Regions from separate parts of the Homo sapiens genome. Here region 1 is linked to region 2. The links are chromatin loops, found by intact Hi-C in ENCODE. Cell type or tissue: CD4-positive, alpha-beta T cell. All regions are shown on one strand. Each heading gives the region's core, and the rest is flanking DNA. Links, peaks and the distances in the headings are about the cores only. Region 1 overlaps LINC01386 (long intergenic non-protein coding RNA 1386). Region 2 has its middle 51 kb from the start of LINC02230.

What was found. A loop is a pair of places that touch in the nucleus more often than their neighbours do. Peaks named below come from ENCODE experiments on the same cell type or tissue, not always from the same donor. Only the 100,000 strongest peaks of a DNase experiment are listed, where the experiment ranks them.
Region 1: it touches region 2 in a loop (3-fold over the local background); 12 of 110 quality-filtered maps call a loop at or near these places.

The regions. Positions count from the first base shown.
Region 1 is chr5:73,452,452-73,456,848 of GRCh38, forward strand. It overlaps LINC01386 (long intergenic non-protein coding RNA 1386), which reads right to left. Exons shown (of 5, transcript NR_126410.1): 5 at 1,739-1,868. Among named protein-coding and RNA genes, the nearest start is that of FOXD1, 5.9 kb to the left of the region's middle. In CD4-positive, alpha-beta T cell, for the core only: CTCF peaks have their summits at 2,216 and 2,423; a DNase peak (open chromatin) is centred at 2,160; H3K27me3 peaks cover 2,597 bases.
Region 2 is chr5:73,386,347-73,390,743 of GRCh38, forward strand. No RefSeq gene overlaps it. Among named protein-coding and RNA genes, the nearest start is that of LINC02230, 51 kb to the left of the region's middle. In CD4-positive, alpha-beta T cell, for the core only: no CTCF peak of the experiment used is centred there; DNase peaks (open chromatin) are centred at 925 and 1,695; H3K27ac peaks cover 331 bases.

The DNA.
Region 1 (4,397 bases), core at 298-4,297, 66 kb after region 2:
GAAATTTTGTACGCGTTAAAAAGTAACTCCCCATTTCCCCAACCATCTTTCTACTCCCCCCAACCTTTCGCCAGCCCCTGGCAACTACTATTCTACTTTCTGTCTCTATGAATGTATCTACTCTAGGTACATCATCTGAGTGGAATCATAATCACATTTGTCCATTGTGTCTGACTTATTTCTCTTAGCATAATGTCTTTAAGGGTCGTCCTTGTGGAAGCATGTATCAGAATATCTTCTTTTTTACGGCTGAATAATGTTCCATTGAATGTATATGCCACATTTTGTTTATCCATCCATCCATTGGTGGACATTTGGGTTGCTTCTCTTTTTCTGTTAGTTTTTGAACCTCCACTCACTTAGTTCTTTGTCTATTCTGCATGCAGTAGACACTGATAAAATGTTTGATATATTCATTTTCCTCTATCTTTTTCACCCCAGAAGCCCTCAAAGGAAGCCCATTGTCTTAACAGAGCATACACATTGGGGAAGTGAGGGGGGACGGTTTCTGCTGACAGAACAACATAAGGGGGATTCGCCCTTCTGGATTTGAAACCTCAACTTGTTCACAATTTTGAGACTTTCAGGTTCAGACTCTGCACATCACCTTCAGTAAAAAGGCATAAGTCGGGACTCCTCCAGAATTATTTCTGGACAAATTTGTGATCATCCCTACTCCCACCCCATGCTTTTACACCCTTAGTCCCCCTCCTTATCTGTCCTGATCCTTGGGAGCCCCAAGATGATCTAAAATTTTTCTCTGGCTGTCTAGGGCACTCCACTTCAGCATTCTCCTGTGGTGTAACATTACCTGCCACTCATGCTGGTTCCCATGCGCCAAGCTAATTTCAACAACGGGTGAAGTGGGTATCTCCATGTGATGGCTGAGGAGACAGATTCTGGGTGTTGCTACTAAGCCTCATGGAGGCAGCCATGACAGAGCAGAGCCTTCTGTCCTCCTGTTCCAGGTCAGCAGCCTCTCCCAAGGCAGGACTCCATGGGCCAGCCTCTTTCCTCCCCCACCCTGCTTCTTCAGGCCAGCTCTTATTTGGTCTGACAATAAGTCTGAGGTAAGCTGTTACTGGCTGACGGTGTTTGGTGCCTTTCCCAAGAATGGGTACATTTTAACCTGGGCATCCTCTTGATACCACCTTAATCAAGGTTCCAGTGGTGGGTCTTTTATAGAGGGTGTGGTTGGGAGATGAGATTCCTTTGTGAAGAAGATATTTTAGTGGCCTCTAGGTCCCACTAGGCAGCTTGTGCTTGCACGACAATTCCTTAAACAAGCATTTCATGGCCTGAGCAGGGCTCAGAAATCCTCAAGAATTCAGAATGTCAGCAAAAGTCCAAATCTGTGTTTCATAACACCAAAATTATTTACATGGACTCAGAAATTTTCCTTACATTGTTAACCTGGACTGGTCCTCCCATCCTAACACACACCCACACACAGACTTACTTAGCTCCGCATCTAAGTGGTTTGTAGTGGCACATGTTTAGATTTTGTACCCCAAAGCTCAAAAAGTATTTTTTATCATGAATTTAACTGAAAAATACACATATTTCCATTCCAGAGAGGACTCCTCTTGTTGGGGGCTAACTTCAACACCAGACTCTCCTGAGTACATCTTTGCAGCTCTATAAACTTCTGGTATTTGTTCACATTGTCTAATAATTTCCTGGAAATAGACTTAGTATTTTTAGTTATAAGAAGAATTGAAAAATAATATTGCTGTTCTAGAAGAAGGCATTTATTTATTTTGCATTTGTACTTCACCCAGAGGCTGGCTGTGCAGACAAATCTCTCTGCTTGGGAACGACAGGGCTCTCTAAAGTAACTCTAGGGATGCAGCTGTCTACAAGTCACACTGAAAATGAAAAGTATGTTTATGAGGTCATGAGAAAGTCTTGTCATAAGTTGTAATTTTGTGTGTGTATTTAAAAGGTATTTGGTGACCAACCTTTTCTGTCTCACACCCGCACACACACACTATTGCCTGATTTCCAGGCTTAAACTGAGACTGAACTATCACCTGTCTGTTACGCATATGCAAACACACTGAAACCTCATTGTCTACACTCAGTGTGGCACTTCACCTGATACCACCATCTGACACCAGGCTGCAAGTCATAGGTTGCAGTCAGGTACATACACCCCTTTGCAAGAAGGCATTCTCAAAACCTTCCACTAGAGGCACGTGTGAGCACCTTTGCTAGAAAGCTTTGGTCGGCTAGCCTTCCAGAGCAGAAAAAACTGGGAAGGGCCTGAACCCAAAATTTACATAAAAGTAAATACAAATAATGAATGATTCCCTACTCTTCAGAGACATGCAAAATAGGAAAGAGAAAACTCTATCAGATTAGCAAACTACATGAGGATGATGAACATGATGGTAGGAATTCAATTACACACTGCCTGTGGAACTATAAAATTGTACAAACCTTTCAGCAAACAATTTGGCAAAACAGAGCTTGTATCTTAGTGTCCGTTCCCTTGAATCCTTTCATTCTAAGATTCTATTTTATGGAAATAACCAGAAATATGAGCAAATATTTATGTTCAAAATGTTTGCGGCAGTTTTTTTTTAAGAAGCAAAAAAAAAAAAATAGAAACATTCTAAATGCTCGGGATTAAATATATTATTCTCATGATGGAATATTTTGCAATCACTAAAGCGAGGTCCGTGAACAGTTTTAATAACTTGAGAAAATCTTAAAGTTAAGAGAAAGGTTCAGATAGAAAATTACATACAGTATTTTCTCAATAATTCAATGTACTAAACATGCAAAAGACTGGAAGAAAATACAATAAAATGTCAATTGGTTAACTCTGGGTGAAATTATGGGTGGTTTTCATTTTGTTATTTATATTATATTTTTCTATGTTTTCCAAATTTTTCAGCCTGAGCAATTTCCAAAGTGCTGAGTTGAGACAGCTGAGGAGCACAATTAGTGTAAAAGAAAGACTACAGATGGAACAGTTCATATCATTTGAAGCATGATTATAGGAATAGACATCAAGAATTTAAAGCAAGCATAATACATATATCAAAGAGGGAGGGGACTTATTAGTAACATTAAGCAAAAGAAAGAAATAATTGTTTTAAACCTAGTGGAAACATTAAGTATGAAGAAAGTAATAAAATAAAGGGCAAATAGATGGAATACATAGCAGAATGTAGCACAACAGTGTGACTGTTGTCAATAATAATTAATTGTACATTTTTAAAATAACTAGAAGAGCATAGTTGAATTGTTAGTAACACAAAAGATAAAAGCTTGAAGGGATGGATACCTTATTCCCCATAATGGGATTATTATGCATTGCCTGCATATATCAAAACATCTCAGGTACCCCATAAATATATACACCTACTATGTACCCACGACAATTTTTTAAATTTCTTTTTGTTAAAAAAAAACCCTCATCTGGAGCCACAACAATTTAATTTTTAAAAAACAAATATGAAGCAGAATAGATACAACTGAAGAATGGACTGGGTTTGAAGAGTTTGAGGAGCTCTTCCAAAAGCAGCAGGAAAAGACAAAATTCTGGCTCATGAAATCAATTTAGTGCATTTTGACCACAACTGAAAGAGAATAGAACAGAACAGAATGGGATGGGTTAGGATAGAAAACATCACTGCACAGCACATAATAATGCTAAGAATAGTTTGTGAAAACTTTATTTCAGTTATTTTTATTTTTATACTTTTGTGCGTGTGTATGTATACTGAGTTTCTATGTAAAATGATCTCTTGGTTTCCTTGAGCCCAGAAGTTCGAGACCAGCTTGGGCAACATAAGAAGACCCCATCTGTACAAAAAATAATAATTAAAAATGAGTAAAATAATTTCTTAGTGTGGGTTACAATAAAAAAGTTTGAAAGCTCCTCTTTCATTTTATTTATTTTAGATCCAGGAGGTACATGTGCAGGGTCGTTACATGAGTATATTGCATGATACTGAGGTTTGTGCTTCTATTGAACCCATCACCCAAATAGTGAAAATAGTACCTAATATGCGGTTTTTCAACCCTTGCCCTCTTCCCTAATTTTGGAGTCCCCAGTGTGTCTATTGTTCCCATCTTTGTGTCTATGTGTACCCCATGTTGAGCTCCCATTTATAAGTCAGAACATGTGGTATTTGGTTTTCTGTTTCTGCATTAATTCATTTAAGATAATGGCCTCCAGCTGCATCCATATTGCTGCAAAGGACATGATTTCATTCTTGTTCATGGCTGTGTAGTATTCCATGGTGTATATGCACCACATTTTCTTTATCCAGTCCACCATTGATGGGCACCTAGGTTGATTCCATGTCTGCTATGGTGAATAGTGCTGTGATAAATGTAGAAGTGCAGGTGTCCTTCTGATGGGATAATTTCTTTTCCTTTGG
Region 2 (4,397 bases), core at 191-4,190:
AGTGGATCCTCCAGCCTCAGTCAAACCTTCAGATGACCACAACCCCGGCTAACACTTGAGCCATAACCAACCAGCTAAGTCACTACTGAATTCCTGACTCACAGAAACTGTGAGATAATAAACGTTTATTGTTGTAAGCTGCTCAGTTTGGGGATAAATTGTTACTCAGCAGCATATAACTTAATATTCTGGGTAATTAAATAAGCCTTCCCTTAATTTTAAAGGTAAGAAGTCACCTTAGATTTATCACTTGATGTTTTTCAAAGGAAAATATGTGGTCCTCACCACAATCCTGTGGAATTAATAGGGAAAGTGTCTTTTCAGAAAACAGATCGCAAAAGAAAAAAAGAAAAGAAAACAGATAGATCATCAGACAGACTTACTCAAGCTACCGGAGGGCCAAAATTAACAGAAAAAGCATTCAGGATCTTTTTCATATGCCTTGCCAGTATCTCTGTTAAGAAGTTGGCTTAGGCAGAAAGACCCTGAGAATCAATACAAAATAAAATAAAAATGAGAAAAATCCTTAAAGCGTCCCTAACATAAAAATATTTCCAGGCTGGGCAGAGTGGCTCATACCTGTAATCCCAGCACTTTGGGAGGCTGAGGCAGGCACATCACCTGAGGTCAGGAGTTCAAGACCAGACTGGCCAACATGGTGAAACCCCGTCTCTACTAAAAATACAAAAATTAGCAAGACTTGGTGATGCGCACCTTTAATCCCAGCTACTTAGGAGGCTGAGGCATGAGAATTACTTGAACCCAGGAGGTAGAGGCTGCAGTGAGCTGAGATAGTGCCACTGCACTCCAGCCTGGGTGACAGAGCGAGACTCCATCTGAAAAAAAAAAAAAAAAAAAAAAAAAAGTCTGTTTCCTCAGAGGCAGTCAGCATCCTATCACACTTCTGCTGCTGTCAGGCCTCTGCCCCCTTCTGGTTCTCACAGTGCACATGACTTTATGGTCTTGCATCTGATTCAAAGTTGTAGACAGTCATCAATTTTGAGAACATTCATGTATTGTGAACAGTGAAACTGTTAATGGTTATGGTGTTTATAGCTTGGGTTCAAACAGGAAACTAATAAAGATAAAATCACTGTTTGATAAGGTGCTCAAACCCCAGTCAATGGAAAGCCTGTTGCACAACAAGACTCTGACTCCATCATTGGACCCTAGATCCATTCTCAGAAAACACAGTTAGGAGGGAGTTAAAGTGAACAGAGCTGATGTGTTTCTCATAGAACTAATAATATCAAGATGATAAGTGCTACTTTTGGACAATAATGATTGAGTGAGTGAGCGAGTGGCTGAGTCTGCTTTTTGTGAGGCATTAGCTCTATAGAGTTTGTTTTGGTTTCCTGTTTACTTTGAAAGAGCAAGCAAAATCTTTGGGGCCAAAACTGATCTGACAGAAACCTCAGTTGATGACCTTGGCTTGAGTTAGGGCAAACTCTTGCAAACGAAGCCTTTTCTTTCCTCGAGAGGCAGTAAAGTTGTACTATATATGGCCTTTCACGAGCAGTCATCTGCATCAAGGAACTTGGCAGAAAGGCAGCCTGAGTTTGTTTCTTAAAAGTAATACACATTAAAGTCTGGAATGGGCTGCAGAGCACATACCCATCTGCAGCCGATGTTGCTACAGGTGTAGGATGTTGTGGTTTCTAACAACTTACATGTGTTCTCTAAACAATACCTCGAGTGTCTTTTTGTTTCTGGCCTGTGTGGTTTCCTGCATTTCCGGCAGCTGATCCTATGTAGAAAGGCAGCTGCCTGCAAAGTATTACTGAAAATTATGTATGAAGACACACATGCAGAAAATGGTGTTGGCTCTGAAAGAAGCTCACCCTGAGCTTGGAGCAGGATGGAGCCTGGAGTACTTGTTTGAGAAGCTGAAATAAGCACAGTGTTACTGACATCCAGGCCCCAGCAGCTTCCCAGCACCCCCAGGAATTCCTCTAGCTCCCAAGCCCTTGAACTCTGCAGCAGGCTGAGTTCTATTCCTCAGAATAGAAATTTGGATTAGAAATAAGAGAGTAGTCCGAGGGCTAAGAGAAGGGAAGGCACTCATTAGGTGAGAGCTCTTGCCAGATTCCACAGTGCAAGCAGGGGATGTTGAGTTTTTTGTGTGAATCATCCAAGTAATAAATCAAGCGTTGGCTCTGGAGCCTTAATCTTGGGAGCCAGTGATATCACTGGGACACAGCAAAGTGACAGATGCCCAGAGTGTGGAACTGAAGATTAGTATCTTAGAGGGCCAGGTGACGCTTTAAAAAGCAAGCGCATAGATAATCCTGAGCCCTGTCTATATACAGTCAATTCACTAAGACATTCATCAACACCTGCCAAGCTAAGGGACCTCTCTTACTCCCTCTCCATTTGCCCTACATAAAAGCAATGAAGTGTGTGTATATGAGTAGGCAGTTGCAAGCCCCTTCATGTAAACTATTATAACAACTTTAAATTTTTTTCTTTCAAAAACAGTTTTAGGAATGGGAGGCAGATTAAACTGTTTCCCTGCAGGGATGTGTTCATCCAGTTGGCTGCTGAGAAAAGTGACCTGGCAGAATCCTCGTTCCTGACGCCACAGGCTAGGCACTCCTTAGTGGACTAATGAAGTGTGTGCTTCCCCATTCTGTCCCAGTGTTGTGAAGGAGACAAGGGAAATGAGAGGTCAAAAAGGGCAGCTGGCAGGGCAATCCCATGGCTGTGCCACCAGGCAGGGGAGGGAGTGAGTTCTCCAAGTTTCAGGTCCTCCTCTTCTATCCTGGGTTAGGGTCTCTCCTGCCTTTTGTAGCTTCTTAGTTAATTACCCAGCAATCGGCTGCAGGTGAATAGGTGAAGTGATGAAGTGAGAGGCTGAAATCCTGCCTAAGACTCTTAGAGTGTGAGCATAGGCCCAAGCACTTAGGACTTCTTAGGCCTTCTGGCCATCATATGGCAGTCATGTGAAATAAGGACTCAACCTCTCAGATATTGGAGAGGACTGATAAAGGCATTATTTTCTTTTTAATTTAGCAACTTACAGTAGGCCTTAGACTCTATGTATGTCAGGAATGTCTGGGAAGGTTTCTCTGTAGAACATTAGTTCTATTTCTTTTCTTTAAAAAATACATTAAATGTCTGGGCATGGTGGCTCACGCCTGTAATCCCAGCACTTTGGGAGGCCAAGGTGGGCAGATCACGAGGTCAGGAGATCAAGACCATCCTGGCTAACACGGTGAAACCCCGTCTCTACTAAAAATACAAAAAATTAGCCGGGCATGGTGGCACGTGCCTGTAGTCCCAGCTACTCTGGAGGCTGAGGCAGGAGAATCACTTGAACCCAGGAGGCAGAGGTTGCAGTGAACCGAGATGGTCGAGATGGTGCCACTGCACTCCAGCCTGGGTGTGAGAGTGAGACTCCGTCTCAAAAAAAAAAAAAAAAAAAAAAAACCATTAAATTGCTTAGTGGACTTCCAATAAAACATGGCTAGTTATATACACATATTTGCCTCTACTCCCTCCAGAAAGTCCACTAAAATGACAACTAAGGGATTAAATGAAAGTTAAACAAAGAGAAGAAGAGAAACAGTAACAACATTTAAAAGCCAAAAACCATTGGAGGAATGGTAATGACTTAGCCGACCCAAGAAAATAAGAAAAGCTGGGAGGCAACCTGATTTAAACCACGGAATCCCCAAAAGGTACAGGAATGGGCAACACCAGTTACCTCTAGAAGGGGACTAAGGATGGGGCTAAAAATAAGAGGACGGGTTGAGGTTGTTAAAGAGTCAGACCCAATATCTCCTCTACCACTCTGGCAGAAGACTGGAAACTCATTCCCTGACAAAGATAAGGCAAAGGATCTGTTGAACTGGGGAACAGCAAGAATAGTGAAGATGAAAAACTATCCTGAAAACAGGAGCAATGAGTGAAAGCCGACACACTGAATGTTGAAATTACCCCCTCACTGTATTTTGCCCCCCTAGTGAAAAGAGACTTCTTTGGGAAATCTGGACAGTTTAAGAGAAAAGCTATGAGACTGATATCAGGCATTTACCTATGAAATGGCTCAGCCAGATCACCCCGCTCTAAAGGGAGTATCTTGAGCCCTCCCTTTGCATACAGAGCCTTCCATCAGATCTGTAGAGCCCTATTCCTACATATGAACAGATAGCCAAGGATTACCTGACATTTGAGGAAGACTTCTTAGAGGAAAGCAAGAGGCCAGATTATCACACACCGGGGCCTGTCGTGGGGTGGGGGGAGGGGGGAGGGATAGCATTAGGAGATATACCTAATGTAAATGACGAGTTAATGGGTGCAGCACACCAACATGGCACATGTATACATGTGTAACAAACCTGCACGTTGTGCACATGTACCCTACAACTTAAAGTGTAAAAAAAAAAAACTTGGAA